Regions from separate parts of the Homo sapiens genome. Here all the other regions are linked to region 1. A link is a loop called in an ENCODE intact Hi-C map of the cell type or tissue named here. Cell type or tissue: ascending aorta. All regions are shown on one strand. Links, peaks and the distances in the headings refer to the core of each region. The heading gives the core; the rest is flanking DNA. Region 1 overlaps SORL1 (sortilin related receptor 1). Region 2 overlaps SORL1 (sortilin related receptor 1). Region 3 has its middle 34 kb from the start of SORL1.

Evidence for each region. Peaks named below come from ENCODE experiments on the same cell type or tissue, not always from the same donor. Only the 100,000 strongest peaks of a DNase experiment are listed, where the experiment ranks them.
Region 2: a loop joins it to region 1, with 3 times the contacts of the local background. A loop is called at or near these places in 37 of 110 quality-filtered maps.
Region 3: it touches region 1 in a loop (2.3-fold over the local background); 11 of 110 quality-filtered maps call a loop at or near these places.

What each region holds. Positions count from the first base shown.
Region 1 is chr11:121,463,462-121,469,951 of GRCh38, forward strand. The region is part of intron 1 of SORL1 (sortilin related receptor 1); the gene reads left to right. Among named protein-coding and RNA genes, the nearest start is that of SORL1-AS1, 14 kb to the left of the region's middle. RefSeq lists enhancers at 2,307-3,506, 3,070-3,139, 4,555-4,604, 4,985-5,034. In ascending aorta, for the core only: no CTCF peak of the experiment used is centred there; DNase peaks (open chromatin) are centred at 3,300 and 3,643; H3K4me3 peaks cover 918 bases; H3K27ac peaks cover 2,301 bases.
Region 2 is chr11:121,517,362-121,523,851 of GRCh38, forward strand. SORL1 (sortilin related receptor 1) reads left to right here. Exons shown (of 48, transcript NM_003105.6): 9 at 3,296-3,488; 10 at 5,225-5,342; 11 at 5,555-5,628. Among named protein-coding and RNA genes, the nearest start is that of SORL1-AS1, 68 kb to the left of the region's middle. In ascending aorta, for the core only: no CTCF peak of the experiment used is centred there; no DNase peak of the experiment used is centred there; H3K27ac peaks cover 2,500 bases.
Region 3 is chr11:121,414,776-121,421,265 of GRCh38, forward strand. No RefSeq gene overlaps it. Among named protein-coding and RNA genes, the nearest start is that of SORL1, 34 kb to the right of the region's middle. In ascending aorta, for the core only: no CTCF peak of the experiment used is centred there; a DNase peak (open chromatin) is centred at 2,666; H3K27ac peaks cover 959 bases.

The DNA of each region.
Region 1 (6,490 bases), core at 2,224-4,723:
GGAAATAAGCTCTCTAAACTGATATTATAAGGCAGTGAGATTATGATTATCATCCTTTTAGCAAAGAGAAAGGAAAGGGCATATGTGTATTTTTCTCTGTAGAATGGTCATGGCTCCAGTGAAGGAGATAGTAGTGAATGCTAAGTTCTAGTCCAAGGTTATTCTCTCCTTGTTTCCTCATCTGGAAAATGGGCAGCCTGAATTCATCAGCAAAGTAGTTCAGGAGTTCTGTAGGTGAAGCATCTTGAGCAAACTCAAAAGTCAAGTGAGTGAGCTGAGATTCCATGAACTGGGCCTCTCTTCCGGGAGTGCTCGTAAACTAGATTTCAGCTTTCCTTCTGAGGTGAGCAGTCCAGGGAGGATAATAAGCCTGCTAAATATAGTGAGAACACAGTCTTGAAAGGGGACAGTGAGAGGCAATTTGCATACCTAGCATTTAAGCCATGCAAAGGGATGGTTTGGGAAAACCTTGTTCTCCTTGGACCTCAGGAGGCTGTCTTTGACTTCCTCAGTTTCGTCATATAGTTCAGGGGAGTGCCTGGCTCCTTCTGTCCTCACAGTTGAAGGACAGGATATTTGTTTTATGCTATATTGTAGAATTTTAAAAACGCTTCTTTGTATTTCACTGCTAGTGAAGCAGAGAAATGAATCAGACTGCCTTATTTGTCCTCCTTGTACTGCGTTTTGGGAGGAGGCTGTGTAGGAGTTGTGAGGACTGCAAGCTGTGGGAGTCTAGGACATCCTGATTTTTGGGTTTGACCAATTTGAAAGAGGTGTAGAGAGGGTACCTGTGACCCATTCTATTCAGTGGCCCCACCTCCTGCATAAGCCTCAACAACTATACAGATTTCGGTGGTTTTATTGGAAACTTCTCATCATTGGCTTAGACTTGCAACCCTAATTCCCCCAGAAGTGCTCTGTGTGAGCTAACAGGTAAGAAATGATTAAAGAGCCTACAGGGTGCCTGGCACCTAGCAGACCTCAGTGCCTACTTCATCCGCAAGTGAACGCATGAGTAATCAGTCCCTTCATCCAAGCCATTGACTTCCTCCCCTCTATTTATAACAACCCAGAACTTGAGGACTGGGTGGTAGCAGGTCCTTCCCCTCACTCTGAATAATAGGAGGTGAATCATTTCACCTCTCCGGGTTGCCAGGGCACGCAGGGGGCTGAGGGACAACACTTGTGGGGTGATATGGACTTGTTCGATGAAGATGCCGAGGCGAGTCAAGGTGTGGGTGGCATCCACTGTTGTGAGCTGGCGGTGGATGCTAGCCTTGGGCCTGCGGCTGTTTCTCCAGCTGGGGACAGGGAGGCCTGTGCGGATGCTGTGGCTCTGCAGATGCCGCTGACAGCACTTTGAAGGATTGGTTTGGCCAGAGACCCAGTCCACAGCCTGCCTCCTGTATGACTCATTCTAGCTGCATATTTTGGTAGCATGAGGGCTTGAGATGAGATAAAAGGAGCACTTCTTAAGAGTGGAAGCTCCTAGGTTCTTGATTAGCACTTGAGAAATATAATGTTCTCTGCAGGTCCTAGAGGCCTTAAAAAAATTTGAGTATATTTCACATTACATAAAATTAGCCATTTTAAAGTGAACAGTTCAGTGAACTTAATATCGCCGCAATGTTGTGCTACCATGATTTCCAAAACATTTCCATCGCTCTGAAATAAAACCCCTTACCCATTAAGCAGTGATTCCCTCCTCTCCAATCTCCCAGCCCCTCGTAACCACTAATCAGCTTTCTCTCCCTATGGATTTACCTATTCGGGACATTTCATATAAATGGTGTCATGCAATCATGCAATATGTGACCTTTTGTATCTGGCTTCTTTCACTTAGCATATTGTTTGTGAGGTTCAGCCACATTGTAGCATATATCATCAGTATATCCTAGAGTTTTAATGACCATCCCAAATCCCCAAAGACAAGCCCCCCCGCCAAAAATGGTACATCTTTCTAGCTACCGTCATTTAGTTCCAACTCCTGCCAGGAGGCAGGGGAATCAACTAGATTCATTGTTTCCCAAAGAAGCTGCATTAGAAATACCTGGGGTTGGGGTGTGTCTCCTTTTTTTTTTTTTGAGACGGAGTCTCGCTCTGTCGCCCAGGCTGGAGTGCAGTGGCATGATCTTGGCTTACTGCAACCTCTGCCTCCCAGATTCAAGCAATTCTCCTGCCTCAGCTTCCCGAGTAGCTGGGACTACAGGCACGTGCCACCGTGCCTGGCTAATTTTTTGTATTTTTAGTAGAGACGGTTTTTCACTGTGTTAGCCAGGTTGGTCTCCATCTCCTGACCTCGTGATCTGCCTGCCTTGGCCTCCCAAAGTGCTGGGATTACAGGCATGAACCACCACGCCCGGCTGGGTGTGTCTTTTAAAAAAGACTGATTCCTGGGCTCCAGGCAGAGGGCGACAGAGCCGGTAGGCGTGGAGTGGGGCCTCTTAGGTGATTCTGACCTTCAGTGGGGCATGGGACCCCCCTAGGCCAGGTGATCTTTGGGGGGTGGGGTGGGAGGAGTTATCTTGACTCTTAACGACCTGCCAATGAGCCAGATGCTGTTTGTTGTTTATGATGCAGTTTCTGTGTTCAGAGGTTTCTGTGGCATGTAATTTTTCTCTGTTTGCCTTCTGAGGGGAGGCACTCGGCCCCTCCCTGCTGCCTTAACAGCTCCAATTAATTGTGTCTCATTTATCAAGCTCCAGCTATGCCCTGTGAGCTAGACAGGGGAGAGGGAAGGTTGTTCACACCCCGGGGTTGTGGTTATAGCTGATTGCACGTCAAGGTTATGTTCCTGGGAAAACCACCCTCCCACCCACTCCCAGGCCAGTGTCTTCTGGGTGTGGGACCTGTGTGGGGGATTGGCGATGGAAAAAGGCTTGGGGAGGAGGAAAGGGGAGATCAGGGGGAGATCCTTGGGGATGGATGGAAAAGGAACCAAACAAACCGGAAGCCACTGATTAAGTAAAGGGATCTAGGGACCTGTGGGTTGTTCTTGATTGCTGGGGTCTGCCCTGGGCTGCTGGTGTCTTGGCCACATGCCATGGAGAGCTAGCAGGAAAAGCCTGCTTTGTTGACTTCTTTTCTTTCCCCTGGGGGTGAGGATGGGGGCAAGGTGGAGACAGAGGAGACAGGTGAGGCCAGAGGGTAGAATGCATGTCTTGATAATAAAATTTACTTCCTGTCAGCCTGCCTGCTGGCTCCCCTGTCCTGCGCGCATCCATTCCTGATTCCTGCAACTAGGTCTGCTGTGGGGGGATGGGCACCCGGGCTGCCTTGGGGATCAGCTGTGACTCACCAGGGAGTTATTCTTATGACCAGGATGTGCCTGACATCTCGCCAAGCAAAGGAGCTGAGCTGTTCCTGCGAGTGCCTGGTGGCCCTCGTACAAGTCATTTCTTGCCAGGGATTTTATCCCCCTACTGGGCTGCCCCTTTTCAGTCTGCTCTTATGAGTAAAAGGGACATCTAATAAAAAAAGCTTTCCTTAAAAAAAAGAAGAGAAAGAAACAAAGTAACAAACAAACAGGTGTTTTACCAGGCTTGCCTTCTAGAGGTTTTCTTTTTTTCTTTTTTTTTTTTTTTTTGAGGTGGAGTCTCGCTCTGTTGCCCAGGCTGGACTGCAGTGGTACAATCTTGGCTCACTGCAAGCTCCGCCTCCCGGGTTCACGCCATTCTCCTGCCTCAGCCTGCCGAGTAGCTGGGACTACAGGCACCCGCCACCACGCCCGGCTAATTTTTTGTATTTTTAGTAGAGACCGGGTTTCACCGTGTTAGCCAGGATGGGAGTTTTTCTTTGTAGAAAAGCCCTTGGATGTTTTGAGGCTTGCCCTTGGTGCTCTTCTCACCTTTCACCTGCCTTGGGATTGGTGAGGAGGTCTCCTGTCCTCTGAGTAGATCGATTTCAGCAAGTTATCTTCAGACCTTTTGCCCACTCTGATCACTGAAAGCTTTGCAACCTACTCAAAGCATTATCTGAGTGTTACCTGCCAGAGGGAGCATTTTGATGTCATCTTTGAGGATGCCCAAGTTGAATATTTGAGGACTTTTTATCCCAGATCCCAGGGGAACATGGGTGATTTTTTTTTTCTAGGTTCCTAGTCCTTTATTGTATTGACATTTGCATAGTTTTCTATCCCCACTCTGGTTCAAGAGTGCAGATGTTTTGGGAGGGGAGGAAACTTTTAGCTGGGATTCCCAGGGCACATGTGTTGTGAGTTTCTGATCTCCAGATGGATCCAGGGGATTGGGCTGGAGAGGAGGAAAAGGGAAGGCTTCAGCGACCGGAGGAGATTCCTTTAGCTGCTTTCTCTTTGTAGCATTCTGGATTAAATAATTTATTTACTTCTATTTCTTATTTGCACTTCTCTGTTAGTGCTTGCCTGGACTTCTCTATCTGGGAATGAGGAGAGACATTTTGGAAGGACACATATTCCTAGGTCCTTTTCTTTAAAGTAAGGTCGCCTTTCAAATGTTTTTCAAAAAGAGTTTGATCCTGGATCAAATTAAATGCAGGTATTTAAAACTCCAAGTAACGTCGTTAAGGATTAGCTGCTTTGTCCTTCTGCCAGCCAAATATGTGGCACAGGTGTTTCTCTTTTCCCTGATGACATCTGAGAGCACCTCAAGGAGTGGGTGGGGAAAGTTCGAGTGTGCTGGGGGGAGGAAGCGAGAGAAGGAGAAAGGAGCTGTGGGTTTTCTGCCGCAGAGCCTTGATGAGAAGACAGCTCGGAGGGCAGGTTGGCCCAGGCTTGAACTGTCATCAGTCTAGGCTTACTCGTGGGTGGGGTGGACTGTGCGGGCTGGAGTCCCAGAAGCTTGATTTCCTTCCACGTGTGCCTCAGACAGCTGAGGTTGAGGAGGCTGGTGGAATAGGCTTCTCTCAGACATCGCTCAGCAAGAGAGGCAGCCTGTGATCCTGGTTTCATGGCATTGTCCTGCTTCTGAGTGTTGGACCACCTCTCAGAATTTTTTTTTTGAGACTGAGTCTTGCTCTGTCGCCCAGATTGGAGTGTGGTAGCTCAACCTTGGCTCACTGCAACCTCTGCCTCCTGAGCTCAAGCGATTCTTCTGCCTCAGCCTCCCGAGTAGCTGGGACTACAGGTGCATGCCACCATGCCTGGCTACTTTTTGTATTTTTAGTAGAGATGGGGTTTCACCGTATTGGCCAGGCGGGTCTTGAACTCCTGACCTCAGGTGATCTGCCCGCCTTGGCCTCCCAAAGTGCTGGGATTACAGTCGTGGGCCACCGAGCCTGACCAGCTCTCAGAATTTTTGTTATTCCTGTCATGACTTTGCTTTCCACAGAGTGGGTGGAATGTATGGTTCAGGTGTTCAAATGCCAGTCCTCAGACAGGTGTCCATCAGCCAACAGTGAAATAAGAAAATAAAAGTAATGTAGTTTTCCATACAGTGAAACAATGGTTCTTTATTCTGAGATGATATGCTTCCTCAGTTTTCAGTGTTAACACATCTTTGAAAAAATGACAATGACTCTAGATAGTGGTCATATTGCCCTGTAAGGTGAGCTGCGTAACAGACAAATCCCAAAGGCTCAGCGTGTGGCTGAGTTGAGGCTCCGGGTTATGAGAAGTTCAGGATGAGTGCTACTGGTTAGCGGAGGTCTTTTCCATGGGGATGCAGCCTCCTTCCGTCTTCGGCTCTGCCCTCCTCTGGGGCTTTGGAGTCCTCTGAATGCGGCCTGCGGATGGGGAAAGAAAAGAGGACTGCATGGGGGCCAGGCCGATAGTGGCCCTGATGACTTCTCTCACATTACACCTGCTGGAACTCAGTCCCAGGCCACACCTTCTGCCCCACAGCCTGGACCAGAGTCTGCGGTGTCCTCAGGAAGCAGAGGAAAGAGATTGAGAGAGTAGCTAGTCCTGTTTTTGTGATGTCCTTACTTGGCAGAATAGAAGTTGCCAACCAGTCCTCTGTTGGCCTTCCTCATTTTTATTTTATCGGTTTACCAAATCTAAAAGTCTGAGAACTAAAATATTTCCTTATTTGAGACCTTTCAAAAATAATTTTGAAAAGCTTCACAATGATACTTCTCTCATTTCTCATTACCAGCTGAAAGTGAATGACAGTACCACCAAGCCAGAAAAAACATAGTTGGAACAGAAGTTTGAAAAGCATGTGATCTTTCTGGCCTATGAATTTTTTTTGAACAAGGGCAATGTTTCCATGCTTTGGTTTAAAATCTTACCAGTGCATGTCATACATAGAGTAAGGATCAGAGTAACCAGAGATTGGTATCATAAAGGATGAAAATAATCAAAGGAATTGGTTATGCCAATGAGAGCCCAAGAAGCTTTTCTACAATCTCTTTACATCCAAAATAGCAGGGGACTCATTTCTTTGTGGGGAAGTTGAGTGTGACAGAATATGCATGAGGTGGGAGGGGAAGAGGCCACCTTGGCCCAAATGCTTTAGATGGCAGAATCTTCATCATTTCTGCTTGACAAAGGAGGAAAGAGTCTTGATTTAGA
Region 2 (6,490 bases), core at 2,671-5,170, 54 kb after region 1:
CTTTCACTTAGCCTAATGTTTTCAAGGTTCATCCGTGAGTACCATATATCAGTGCCTCATTCATTTTAATGGGTGAATAATATTCTCCTTTTAAAAATAATTAAAATAATGAATCACTATCCCTCAGACCTTTCACTGACTCTTTAATTTTTCTTTTTTCACCATTGAAAGCCCCTGGCTGTGGAATGGAAAAGTCACAGCTTGCTAAATATTTTCTCGTCTTCCTCATTTGTCAGATATTCAGGGTGAATGTTTCATGCTGGGACAGAGTATGAGCCAGAAGCCAGAGCGATGGCCCTTTACAGAGTCATGAAGGCCTCCCCTCCTTGCCTGAGCGCACAGTCCAGTGAAGAAACTGGAAATAGATTCACGTCAAGAGTCATAGGCCAACGTCCCACTCAGTTTTCTCATTGTTCTCAGATTTTATCTGAGGACTAGAGAGGTTCCATTATACTCAGTTGAGTGATGTTTTGTCATCTGCATCTCAATCTCAGCCAGGTGAAATGGGATAAAGGTGAATTAGCACATCGTGTGGGCAGGCTGGTTTAGAGTAAACTGCTATGTGAAATGAGCAAGTCTTTGAACTGAATAGGAAAGAGTGGTGTCTGGGAACTGCTTCTGATTTACTCAGAGACATGGAGAAAGAGCTCTTTCTAGGGAATGACCCTGGCCCTGGTGGGATGTGCCAGGTGGGAGTCTCATGGAAAGCACTAGCTAGATGTTGGATGCTTTGGAGGAACTAATGTGCTGAGGAGATGTCAGCCCCGTGGGTCACCTTAGGGAGGGGCATGGGCCCAGTTGGTGGGGGTATTGCCAGGGCATGGATTCTGCACTGAGTGGGGCTATAGGGGACCTGGTGAGCTTCCTGGTAAGCCTTGGCCCAGGGCACTCTGGGAAGAAGGGGAGAAGTGCCCTGGGGAGGGCCAGTGAGGATAAAATGGAAGAAAGTAGACCCTCAGAGAAAGTACTTAGGGTGGGGCAGATTGTTGCAGGGCAGGTCAAGTGGGGGAAAGGAAAGGATGGGCTGGGACTTCTGGTGAAGGAGCATGTGAGGTACAGGAAGACAGGCTTCTGCTTAGAAGTAAAAGATAAAACTCCAGGAATCCGACTCGGGAAAGAAACAGGGCTCATCTAAATGAGAGAAACTCAGGCCTCCCAGATATCTAGAAGAAGCCCATAACCAGTGGGATGACAGGTTTATGATGATAACCCTCAGAGAGGTAGAGCAGAGGTCAGCAGAGAAGGAGGAATCGAGACCTTCAGCTGGTTCCTAAGGAAGCCCCTGAAAAATAACTGAACTAGACCTAAGGAAACCACATGTCAGAGAATTTGGTCTCAACTCCAGCATTTCATTCGGCACTCTGCTCAGTCCCTCAGCCTGAAGCTGCTTTGGTGGGGCTCCTAGTGTTCCTTTTCCTGCCTCAGAGGTTGTTGTTTGGGTCTTTCTGTCTGAGGTGGCAGGGCAGTCATCCAGCTGAAGAGATTGTGTGGAGATGGTTGATGGAGGACAGCGTTTCTCGGCTTTATTGTGTAGCCGGTGGCTTAGAACCCCTGAAGTAAAGGGCAAGCTTCCAGTCTTTTTTCTTTTTCTTTTTTTTTTTTTTTGAGTTGGAGTCTCGCTCTGTCACCAGGCTGGAGTGCAGTGGCACGATCTCAGCTCACTGCAACCTCCGCCTCCCGGGTTCAAGCGATTCTCCTGCCTCAGCCTCCCAAGTAGCTGGGACTACAGGCACGTGCCACCATGCCCAGCTAATTTTTGTATTATTAATAGAGATGGGGTTTCACTATGTTGGCCAGGATGGTCTCGATCTCTTGACCTTGTGATCTGCCCCCTTCAGCCTCCCAAAGTGCTGGGATTACAGGTGTGAGCCACCATGCCCGGCCAAGCTTCCAGTCTTAACAGCCACCTATGAACCCTGGTTACAATTTCTCAGAGATCCGCTCTATTTGTAATGCGTGTATCATTTTAGCGCAAAACCACTTCCCTGTGGCTGTGGCATCAGGGTATCCGCATGGTAGATAAAGCCTGGGAAACCCATATTCTCTCTCTCTTTTTTTTTTTTTGAGACGGAGTCTCGCTCTGTCGCCCAGGCTGGTTGGAGTGCAGTGGCGCGATCTCGGCTCACTGCAAGCTCCGCGTCCCGGGTTCATGCCGTCCATATTCTCTTAAGAATATAACCCCAAGCTTTCTAGAGCCATCCTTGCTATATGTACAGTTTCTTTAGGAAAGAATCGACAGGTTCTGCTGAGCTTCCTGACAGAAAACCCTGTGGGCTTCTATCTGATCAGGGTGTTGGATAATTAGGTTGTAAGTACCTGGAGAGGGGCTGTGTAACCCTGAGCTAGGTTCCTACAGATTGGGTTGAATTTTAAGCCTCAGCACTGTTATTAATGTCTTGCAAGTCTGACTTAATGATTTCTGTTTTTGAAGGCTCACTGGAGGATTTGGAGTCAATTTCGTTAGTGATGTAATAGATGTGACTCTTTCGTCAACTTTTGTATGTTATATTCATCATTCTAAACCCCCTGTTAGGAATTGTTGGTCAGACAAGCCTTTTGACCCTAAAAGTTGAAAAGAAACAAATTTTTTAAAATAGCAGATTATCTGGCTGGACATGGTGGCTCATGCCTGTAATCCCAGCACTTTGGGAGGCCAAGGCAGGTGCATCACTTGAGCTGAGGAGTTCAAGACCAGCCTCGGCAACATGGCGAAACCCCATCTCTACCAAAAAATAAAAAAAATTAGCTGGGCATAGTGGCACACACCTGTAGTCCCAGCTACTTGGGAGGCTGAGGTGTGAGGATCATTGAGGATCATCTGAGTCTGGGAGGTTGAGGCTGCAGTGAGCCATGATTGCACCACTGCACTCCTGCCTGGGCAGCAGTAAGACTGTCTCCAAAAAAAAAGGAATGAAGTTCTAACAATGTGCTATAATGTGGATGAACCTTGAAAGCATTATGCTAAGTGAAAGTAACCAGATACAAAAGACCACATATTGCAGATTCCATTTATATGAAATGTCTAGATAGGCCAATTCATAAACACATGGAGCAGATGAGTGGTTTCCAGGGCTTGGGAAGGGAAGAGGAAATGGAGAGTGACTGCCAGTGGGTATGAGGTTTCCTTTTGGAATGATGAAATGTTCTGGAACTAGATAGTAATGATAGTTGCACAACATTGTGAATGTGCTTAATGCCACAAAATTGTATACTTTTAAATGGTCAAATTTTATGTTATTTACAATAACAAGCAAATACCAATTCAGGTTCATAGCTGTTTATTTTCATATTGTAGGTATTTTGCAAATGAACCATTTGCTGACTTCCACCGAGTGGAAGGATTGCAAGGAGTCTACATTGCTACTCTGATTAATGGTTCTATGAATGAGGAGAACATGAGATCGGTCATCACCTTTGACAAAGGGGGAACCTGGGAGTTTCTTCAGGCTCCAGCCTTCACGGGATATGGAGAGAAAATCAATTGTGAGGTATTGATGCTTTAATCTTCTTTTGCTTTTTAATATAAAGGAAAGAGCCCTGCTCTGTGGTAGTTTCCTATGTCTAGTATTTATTGAAAAAATACAAGATCACATGGTATTCTATTAATATCACATGGAGCAGACTTCTATTTGTGTTGCTACACTTGCAGTTCCCAAACTCTGCTCCAAGGTCTTGCTACCACTTCTGGGCAGAAGCAACTCAGAAAAAAAAAAAAAAAAGTAGTATTCGTTTTTAGTACTACTTGTTTAGTTAGACCATTACTTGGTCTTTTGGATTTTTGAATTTTGTTTGTCCATGGTGGGCTATGTGGACACTCCCCTATATAATGTATCTGTGGCCCTTGGGAAAATTCTTTTGGAGACTCTTACCTTAGAATTTACTTCTTGGTTTTTCTTCTCTATTTGGCAATGGGTCTTGGCTTACCACATCAAATCTAATTTTGGAAAGAGGCAGCCTATAAATGGATATAGACAAATATCTGGGTACTTCCTCTTCCCTCAATAGTGTCTTCTACAGCAGCTTGGTGAGATCCTGGGATAGTTGGGGCTTGGGTGTTTTTGAGCGTGCTGTGGGGGTCAGGCTTTAGTTAAATCGAATTAATGGTATCATTCAAATTCAGCTTTCTGTTTCCCTGACTAATCAGTTTATTTATGAACTGTCGTTCATCAGCTTTAGGTATAGGTTTCTTCTTCTGAGTTTAGGTGGTGGAAGGAATGTATAGGAAATGGGTAAGTCTGATTACCTGAGGTTACAGAAACTCTTCAATGAATAGACTTCCTTGCAGGCAGAGAAGCATGAGTCAGAAAGAGGAGTGAGCAAATAAATATTTCTTTGAGACCCAGCCTAATTTGTTCCAGTTTTCATTGGTCAAACTGAGACTCTAGCAAGACAGATACTTGTTAGAGATCCTTTTATGACAAAAATAAGTAGCAAATAATCCAGCAAACCTTGCTACCATTTTTACCTGACCATAACCACATAAGCACATAGTCCTCCTGTGCAGAACCCTGGCCACATCTGAGTAACATTGAACAAGCTCTTTCTGACCAGGAGAACTGAGTGTGACCATATGGCAAAGGGTGTTGTCCTGATTGCTTGCAGAGCTATGAAAATCTGGACATGAGTGATGGAGGCCAGACTGAATCGCTTGAAGCCTTGCCCTGTATACCTACACCTTTGTGCAAATGTAAAATACATAGGAAAAAATTTAGTGCTAATCCTTTGCTTTTTATATCTCATTGATACTGTACATCAGGGGAGCTTTTCCATGAGACTTATGACTTCTGATTCTTGGTCTTTCTTATGACAGAATTGCTGGAATCATGTTTGAAATATGTCTCTGACTTAGAAAGTGAATATGACAAAATCATTTCATTTCTCTTTAGTTCTGAGTCACTTGAGAGGATCTCTGAGTGATAGGATGAGATGATGACTTTCCCATCTACTTGAGTTGACACTGATTTCTAATTGTTATTCCCTGAGAGTCTCAGAAGGCCTTTTTAAGTTGTAATTGTTCTCTTCTTCCACGGGACATTTATGTGGGTTCAGATGATCCTCTCTGTCTGGGGGGTGTGGGGACAGCTGGGCTGTGAGTCTGGTTTCCCCTGGGCCAGGCCTCCTTGCCCCGTGTCAGCTGCACTCCCCTCACACAGGCCGCAGGGTTTACAGGGAACGCTAGGCATGGTATCATGTGCTGACACTGCCTGAAACTTTGGTTGTATAGCTTTCCCAGGGCTGTTCCCTTCATCTGGCTCAGCGCCTCAGTCAGCTCCTCAACCTCCAGCTCCGGAGAATGCCCATCCTGTCCAAGGAGTCGGCTCCAGGCCTCATCATCGCCACTGGTAAGTGTGCTTGCCTGTTCTCAAAAGGGGTTCAGCTGTCTGGTGATGTGCAGGCCAAATGCAGAGCGATCACCCACACCTCCAGCAGTAACCACGCTTTGTGGTTTGAAAGCATTCTTAGTTGCTAGATACTACGCAGAATTTCTGGCTGGGCAAGGTGATTATCTGACATATTCTTGAAATTAAAAATAATTATTTCTCTTGCATTTTAGGCTCAGTGGGAAAGAACTTGGCTAGCAAGACAAACGTGTACATCTCTAGCAGTGCTGGAGCCAGGTGGCGAGAGGTCAGCCCCCTCCCCCAATCCCGTCCCCTCCACCCTCATTCCCATTTGTGTGAGAATGTAGACTGTGCCTTGGCATTTCAGGGACACAAATGGTCCATGGCAGAGACCAGTAATGCCAGATATGACTATAAAGTAAAGAAAGGTACCTGAAGCCACTGATTTATATCCACAGTTACTTTAAATTAAACACAGACCTTTGCAAATGTGTGAATTTTACTGAACATTCTAAGATTATGAGTTCTATGAGGGCAAAGACAATGTCTGTTTTACTGACTTCTTTATCCTTAGGACCTAAGAGTGCCTGGCATGGAGTGGGGGCTCAGGGCATATATGCTGCATGTATCAGCAAATTATAGCGTAGTGGTATTAGCCCTGAAATGGGCTGCTATTATTATTATTATTTTGTATATTATTGAAGTTGAGATGAAGCCTGTCCTTGCTGGGCTATGTTGTATAGGCACTTTCGTCTCACTCTGTGCTATGGAAGTAGACTCTCTTTTTGCCTTAAGGTTGTATAACTAATATCGATGCTGATTATACCAATTCCTAAGACAGGGCTAGTTCCCTAGTTCCAAAATGCTAATTCATCTTCATCTTTGGGCATTAGAGAATTTCCAAACTTGTAAAAAAAAAAAAAAGTTGTTGCCAGCCTCCCATTGATTAAGGCCAAGGAAGTGCGTTTGGTCTCGTTCTGTAGGGGTTGCTTTCAGGGGTGACCCTCTAGTTATGCCAGGAGCCACCAGGGTAAAACCCAACAGATCACTTGACAGGATGAGCACCTTGTCATCGAGCAGCCCCGCAGGCTGGGCAGCCGGAACAGCACGTCGGGAGTGATGTGGAGTTCTCAGAACAGCTAGCAGAC
Region 3 (6,490 bases), core at 1,345-3,844, 50 kb before region 1:
AAGTTCCTCCAGCTACCACTTAAATTATTTAGGTATCCTTTTCCAGGTATCTTACATTGCTATTATACCAAATAAAAATTATAACAGGCAACACTGAAAGAGAATGAGGTCAGAGAAATTAATGATCATGGCAGGATATGGGATCTGGACCTGTTTCTATATAAGACAGAGGCTGGTTCGAACCGTAGGCAGAATTCCTGAGCTCTCTCACCAGCAACATTTTCACCTTCATCTCCATCTCAACATCGCAGACTTTGAAGAACTAAAAGGATCTTTGAGGTTACATTCCTAGCCCAGGAGTCCTTAAAAAGATAACATCTAAGTCCTGGGATTCTTAATTTTTGAGTGGAGGCCTGTTTCATTTTTGGGACACCTTGGTTATTAGAAAGTATATTCTCTTTATAAAGAACAGAAGTCAGCCTCTCCATAAATTCCAACTACAGCAATCAATGGCCCTACAGGATGACAAACAATAACTCTCTCCACCTAAAAGCTTTTCGGATAATTGCAACTAGCTTTATATCTACCACCCCTTCCTCTAGGCTGTTTTGTTCTTTTTCCTAGTTGAACACCCAGTTCTCTACAATGTCCCACAGTGATGGAGTTTCTAAACACCTTCCTATTCTTATCTCTCATCTGTGGTGATCCTCAGAGCCACTAAAAATCATTAGGTTATAAAATGAAAAGAAAACAAAGCAAAAGTATCATGACAGTTTAAAAATGTGCTAAGTAAAAAAATCAGTAATTATAATCCCAGCACTTTGAGAGGCTGAGGCAGGAGGATTGCTTGAGCCCAGGAGTTTGAGACTAGCCTGGGAAATATGGGGAGAATAAGTGAGTACCACCTTAAAAATTTCGTAATTTTAAAAAAATTAGCTGGATGTGATGGCACACACCTGTGGTCCTAGCTACTCAGGAGTCTGAGGCAAGAGGATAGCTTGAGCCCGGGAGGTCAAGGCTGCAGTGAACTGAGATCGCACCACTGCACTCCAGCCTGGGCAACAGAGAAAGACCCTGACTCAAAAAAAATAGTCAGTAATAAAGTTCCAGGACTGGAAAGACTGTGACCAGGATTGTAGGGAAAGGTAAGTATGTAAGTCAAGGCTTTCTGTTGCAAGTGATAAAACCCATTTGGGACTTTCTTAAACAAATAACAGAATATTTTCATCCCAGAGCAAAAAGCCCTCTCCCCCTTCAGTTCCAGCTGGAAAAGGGCTCTGATTAGTCAAATTGGGTCACTGCCAATTCCTGGGTGGGGAAGTCATAGTTGGGTAAGAAGAGGAAAGAATCACCCAGATCACACGGACAGAGGAGGGAGCAGAGTATCACCAGGAGAGAGGTGAAGGTGTGGACATAGGCAAACAAACATAAAGGTGCCCTGCAGAGAGTGAGCCACAAAGTCAAAGACAAACACTAAATATTTTATTCAGTTATTGCACATTTATTTCTTTAGATGGGGTCTTGCTATGTTGCCCAAGCTGGTCTCAAACTCCTTGCCTCAAGCAATCCTCCCACTTCAGCTTCCCAAAGTGCTGGGATTATAGGCATGAGCCACTGTGCCTGGCCTTCTAGGGATTATTATTTAAAAAAAAAAAAAAAAAAGGAAGGTGTAGAGAGCACTCTAATATTCTAAGAATAGAGTTGTTAAGACAGCAGCAATGCTAGAAAAAAATTTTAATTGGCTAATGAGTAATATATATACTTTTTTTTTCTTTTTTGAGATGGAGTCTTGGTCTGTTGCCCAGGATGGAGTGCCAAGGCATGATCTTGGCTCACTGCAACCTCCGCCTCCTGGGTTCAAGCAATTCTCATGCCTCCCAAGTAGCTGGAATTACAGGCGTGTGCCACTACACCTGGCTAATTTTTGTATTTTTAGTAGAGACAGGGTTTCACCATATCGGCCAGGCTGGTCTCGAACTCCTGACCTCAGGTGATCCACCCGCCTTGGCCTCCCAAAGTTCTGGGATTACAGGGATGAGCCACCACGCCTGGCCTGATAGTTTTTTTTAAGGGAGATAAACAAGTAATGAAGAAACAAGAAAATGTTGAGTGCATTGATTTTTTAATTGATATCTAGTAAGAATGCAATTTAATATTTTGTGATGGGAAATAATTATAATTATTTAAATACATTTTAAAATGTTATAAAATCTGTGCTAATAGTGACTTGATATCTATTTGAAAAAGTGCTTTGAAAATTAAAACAGAATCAACTTATGATTACATGACAGTGGAAAACTATTGAGGCATTGAACACCTGGATGAAGGGTTCTCCTGTGCTGGGGGCTGTGGTCCTACTGCCTGGGCGGCCATTCTAAGGAAGAGGCACACAAGAGCTCATGCTGTGGGTGGACACGCTGGCTACATTTCTCATACACTGTTTTCTTGAGCACTGGGGAAACCCAGAGGAGGACACTTCATTTGTCCAATTAAAGATGGGATTTCATTGAGTGCTGCCTCAGAGCCCACAGACCACAGGCCCAGATGCATTCACAGCTGCCCAGAGCCAACAAGGTGGCTAGAATGTCAGCAAGAGGGGACACCGGGTGGTTCTAGTTTCCTTGTGGTTGGAGTCTGTTGAGTTAACAGCCCAAATCTGACCACACAGGCTTGGAACAGTGTGCAAGGGAGCAACCGAGAGGAAGTTAGCCAATGTTGGATCCGGGCCAGTCAACTTCTAAGAAAACGTGCCAGCAAGGGGCAGGGCCCTTGCCGAGAAGAGCTGGGCTCCTCTGGCTGTTTCTCATGGAGGCATAATTCAGTGGTGAAACCAATGCTCCCACAGGCCCCACACAAATGCTTCCTGCCCCTCCAAGCCTACAGAGCAATTGCTTTGCCTGAGGCCTCTCAAGTTGAAGGAAGATCAATAAGGCTGTCTGATAGATAATTGTGACTTGGAGCTCTTTGGATAGCTTGTCATGTTCTCTCGGAGGGCTTTGGCTTTGTTTATACAAAATGGGAAAAGGCTGTTAAACATTGAAACTTTTGATATTTTACTTTCCAAGAGGAACCACTATGGGCATTTAAAAACTCAGTCAGCAAATATTTATCAAGCAGCTTCTATCTGCAAAATACTGTGCTAAACTGTTGCAGATTCACAAGCGTGCTGTAATTAAGTTGTACACATGAGATTAACTATTTACAAACAATACACCTATGTTTATATATCAAATGAGTATTGTCATCTTTAGAACAATTATTTCAGGAGATAATACTCTTTTTTTTTTTTTTTTTTCTGAGATGGAGTCTTACTCTATTGCCCAGGCTGGAGTGCAGTGGTGCAATTTCAGCTCACTGCAACCCCTCCTCCCGGGTTCAAGTGATTCTCCTAGCTGGGATTACAGGCACACACCACCACGCCTGGTTAATTTTCGTATTTTTAGTAGAGACGGAATTTCACCCTGTTGGTCAAGCTTGTCTCGAACTCCTGACCTTGTGATTCTCCCACCTCGGCTTCCCAAAGTGCTGGGATTACAGGCGTGAGCCACCACACCCGGCCTTCAGGAGATAATATTCTTAATCCAATGGTGTTATCTGCGTAGAAAGTATTTTTAGAACATCTTTTCTTTGGGCATCACCTCAGAGCCTATGGTTCATTCTTTTGAATATGTTCAATGTTGCGAAGCCACTGAGAGTAGAGGCAAGATAAAATTGAGGAATATATTTTCTGATTTTAAAAAAATAAGTCCACACAAAAACATATGTGAATATTCAGAGTAGTTTTATTCATAATAACCCTGAACTGGAAACAACTCCAATGTCCATGCCTATGCAAAATGTGATAATATCCATACAATGGAATATTATTCAGCCCTAAAAAGAAATGAGGTACTCATACATGCTACTGAGGTAGATGGACTTGTTTTCCAATCAGACCCTTCTGATCAAAACAGGATGTAGCAGAGGAACTGGCGGAAACCAGCAGATGGTGACGAAAGCAACCTCTAGTTGCCCTCACTGCTCCTTAGCATAAAGACACTCCCACTAGTGCCAAGACAGTTTACAAATGCCATGGTAACGAGTGGGAAGTTGCCTTACATGGTTCCAGGAACTTCCCCGCCCCTTTTCGAGAAAATTCTGAATAATCCCATAATTAGCACTTAGTTAAGAGTAGGCAAAAATATAGCTGGCCAGCAATCTGTGACAGCTGTGGCAGCTGTTGCTCCTGCTTGGGACTGCAGCTGCTGCTGCTGCTCTAGGCTGCTCTGTTTATGGGACAGCACTGCTCTGCCTATGGAGTGGCCACCTTGCTGTACACTGCTGCTCTGGGCCACTCTGTCTACGGGTTAGCCCTGCTCTGCCTACGGGTTAGCCCTGCTCTGCCTATGGGTTAGCCCTGCTCTATGGAGCAGCCATTGTGATGTACACTGTTGCTCTAATAAACTTGCTTTCTTTCACTGTCAGCTGATTCTTGAATTCTTTTCTGAGTGAAACCAAGAACCCACCAAGCTAAGCTCCAGTTTTGGGGTGCATCTGCATCACTACAACATGGATGAACCTTGAAAACATTATGCTAAGCAAAATAAGCCAGTCGCAAAAGATCATATATGATAGGATTCCATTTATACGAGGTATCCAGAAAAGGCAAATCTATGCAGACAGAAAGTAGACTAGTGGTTGCCCGGGGCTAGGGATGGGAATAGGCGATGGAGGTGTTCTAAAATTGGATTGTGGTGAGGGTTGCATACTTGTGACTTTACTAAAAATCATCTAATCGTACACTTAAAGTGAGTGCATTTTATTATATGTAAATTATACCTCAATAAAGCTTTTTTGAAAAATGAAATGTGGCTAGACATGGCTCACTCGTGTAATTCCAGCATTTTGGGAGGCCAAGGCGGGCAGATCACTTGAGGTCAGGAGTTTGAGATCAACTTGGCCAACATAGTGAAACCCAGTCTCTACTAAAAATACAAAAATTAGCCAGGCATGGTGGCTCATGCCTGTAATCCCAGCTACTTGGGAGAATGAGGCAGGTGAATCGCTTGAACCCAGGAGGCGGAGGTTGCAGTGAGCCCACATCGCGCCACTGCACTCCAGCCTGGGCAATAAAGCAAGACTCTATCTCAAAAAAAAAAAGGAATATGATGATTATAAAGTATAAAAAATTGATTTTGGGGTGACATATGAACCAATTCTAAAGGCAAATGGAAAGGGTTAGAAAATTCTTCCCTCTCAGAGTTCTAAAAATCAGTTGAGCAATAGCAGCATCCTGAGAATGAATGTGCATCGCCTCCCAGGGTGACTGACAGCCAAGTCTCATTTACACACAGTCTGATGGGCACTACTCCAGTAGCGCAGTAACTATTCCAGAGCTATTGCCTTTCCCGAAGCTTACAGTCCACTGGGGAGATAAGAAATATAAAGATATTGACATCTGTCGATAAACAAAGTAAAATAAGTCAGCTCTGGTCAAATTGGCTTTTAAAACACTTTTTGCTCCTTTTACAGTGTGAGTTGATGGCACAGTAAGAGATAGTGGGGCTTTCCTTTTCATAGTCAGTTTGCAAAATCCCTACATAAAGGATTTTAAAAGATCAGTTATGAGGAGAGAAAATCCCCAGATGAGGGACATACTGTTTTTCCTCCCTCCCAAATTCCTCACTCCCTGAAATACCGCTGTGGTAATGGGAACCTTCCACTTGAGTCCTTTCGCCCCAGGTCCAAGAGAAATAACACCATGATTGATATTGCATTTTCAAAGTCACTGATACATAAAAATAACTTCCTAGCTATTGTCTAAATGAATGACTGCATTTTAGATTTCAGCTGACACAGGTCTGAAATCCCTCTCTTTGGTTTCAGTCCCCATTTCTCTGTAGAGCTGACGTTGGCAGCTTGAGGTTTTTCTTTAGTGGTGCACCAGTGACATCTCTCTCTTGCTACCTCTGTTTCTTGTCTTGGATTTTCTTCTCTAAAATCCAGAATGATTTTCCTCTTGCACTCTGCAGGATAAACCCATGCAATGTGGCTATGACATCAAACTCCATGCCAGGATGTGGAAGTGGGATTAGGAACATACAGGTGAAGCTTTGTATGATTTTGAAAGGTTTAGCACAGCAGGAAACTGGCCTTGTTACTCAGATAAATGCTAGTGACCTATCAAATGCAGGATTAAGTTTTTAAAATTTGCTCCCAAAGGCAATATGGAAAAATGGAGGGACTCAGGCTGTGGTTATAGTTCTCCTGAGGAATGGACAGATGTGTGCAGATATGTGCTGCAAAACCAGATTGCCTTTCCATGCCATTGAGAGGCCTCTTAAGGAATGTCTGATGAATATTAAGAGAGAACTCAATAAATGTGCATTGTGAAAAAGAGTTACTTAACACATTATAGCCATCTGAAGCCTAATATTGAATTAAAACGCCAAGTTACCAGTCACTAAAGAGGGGAGTCCAGAGTACAACAGTTGGAAAACTAAGCCAAAGACTTAGGAAGGTGCTACTGAATGTTCTCACTGTTATTGTGATCAGTGGCTGAGCACCTGGC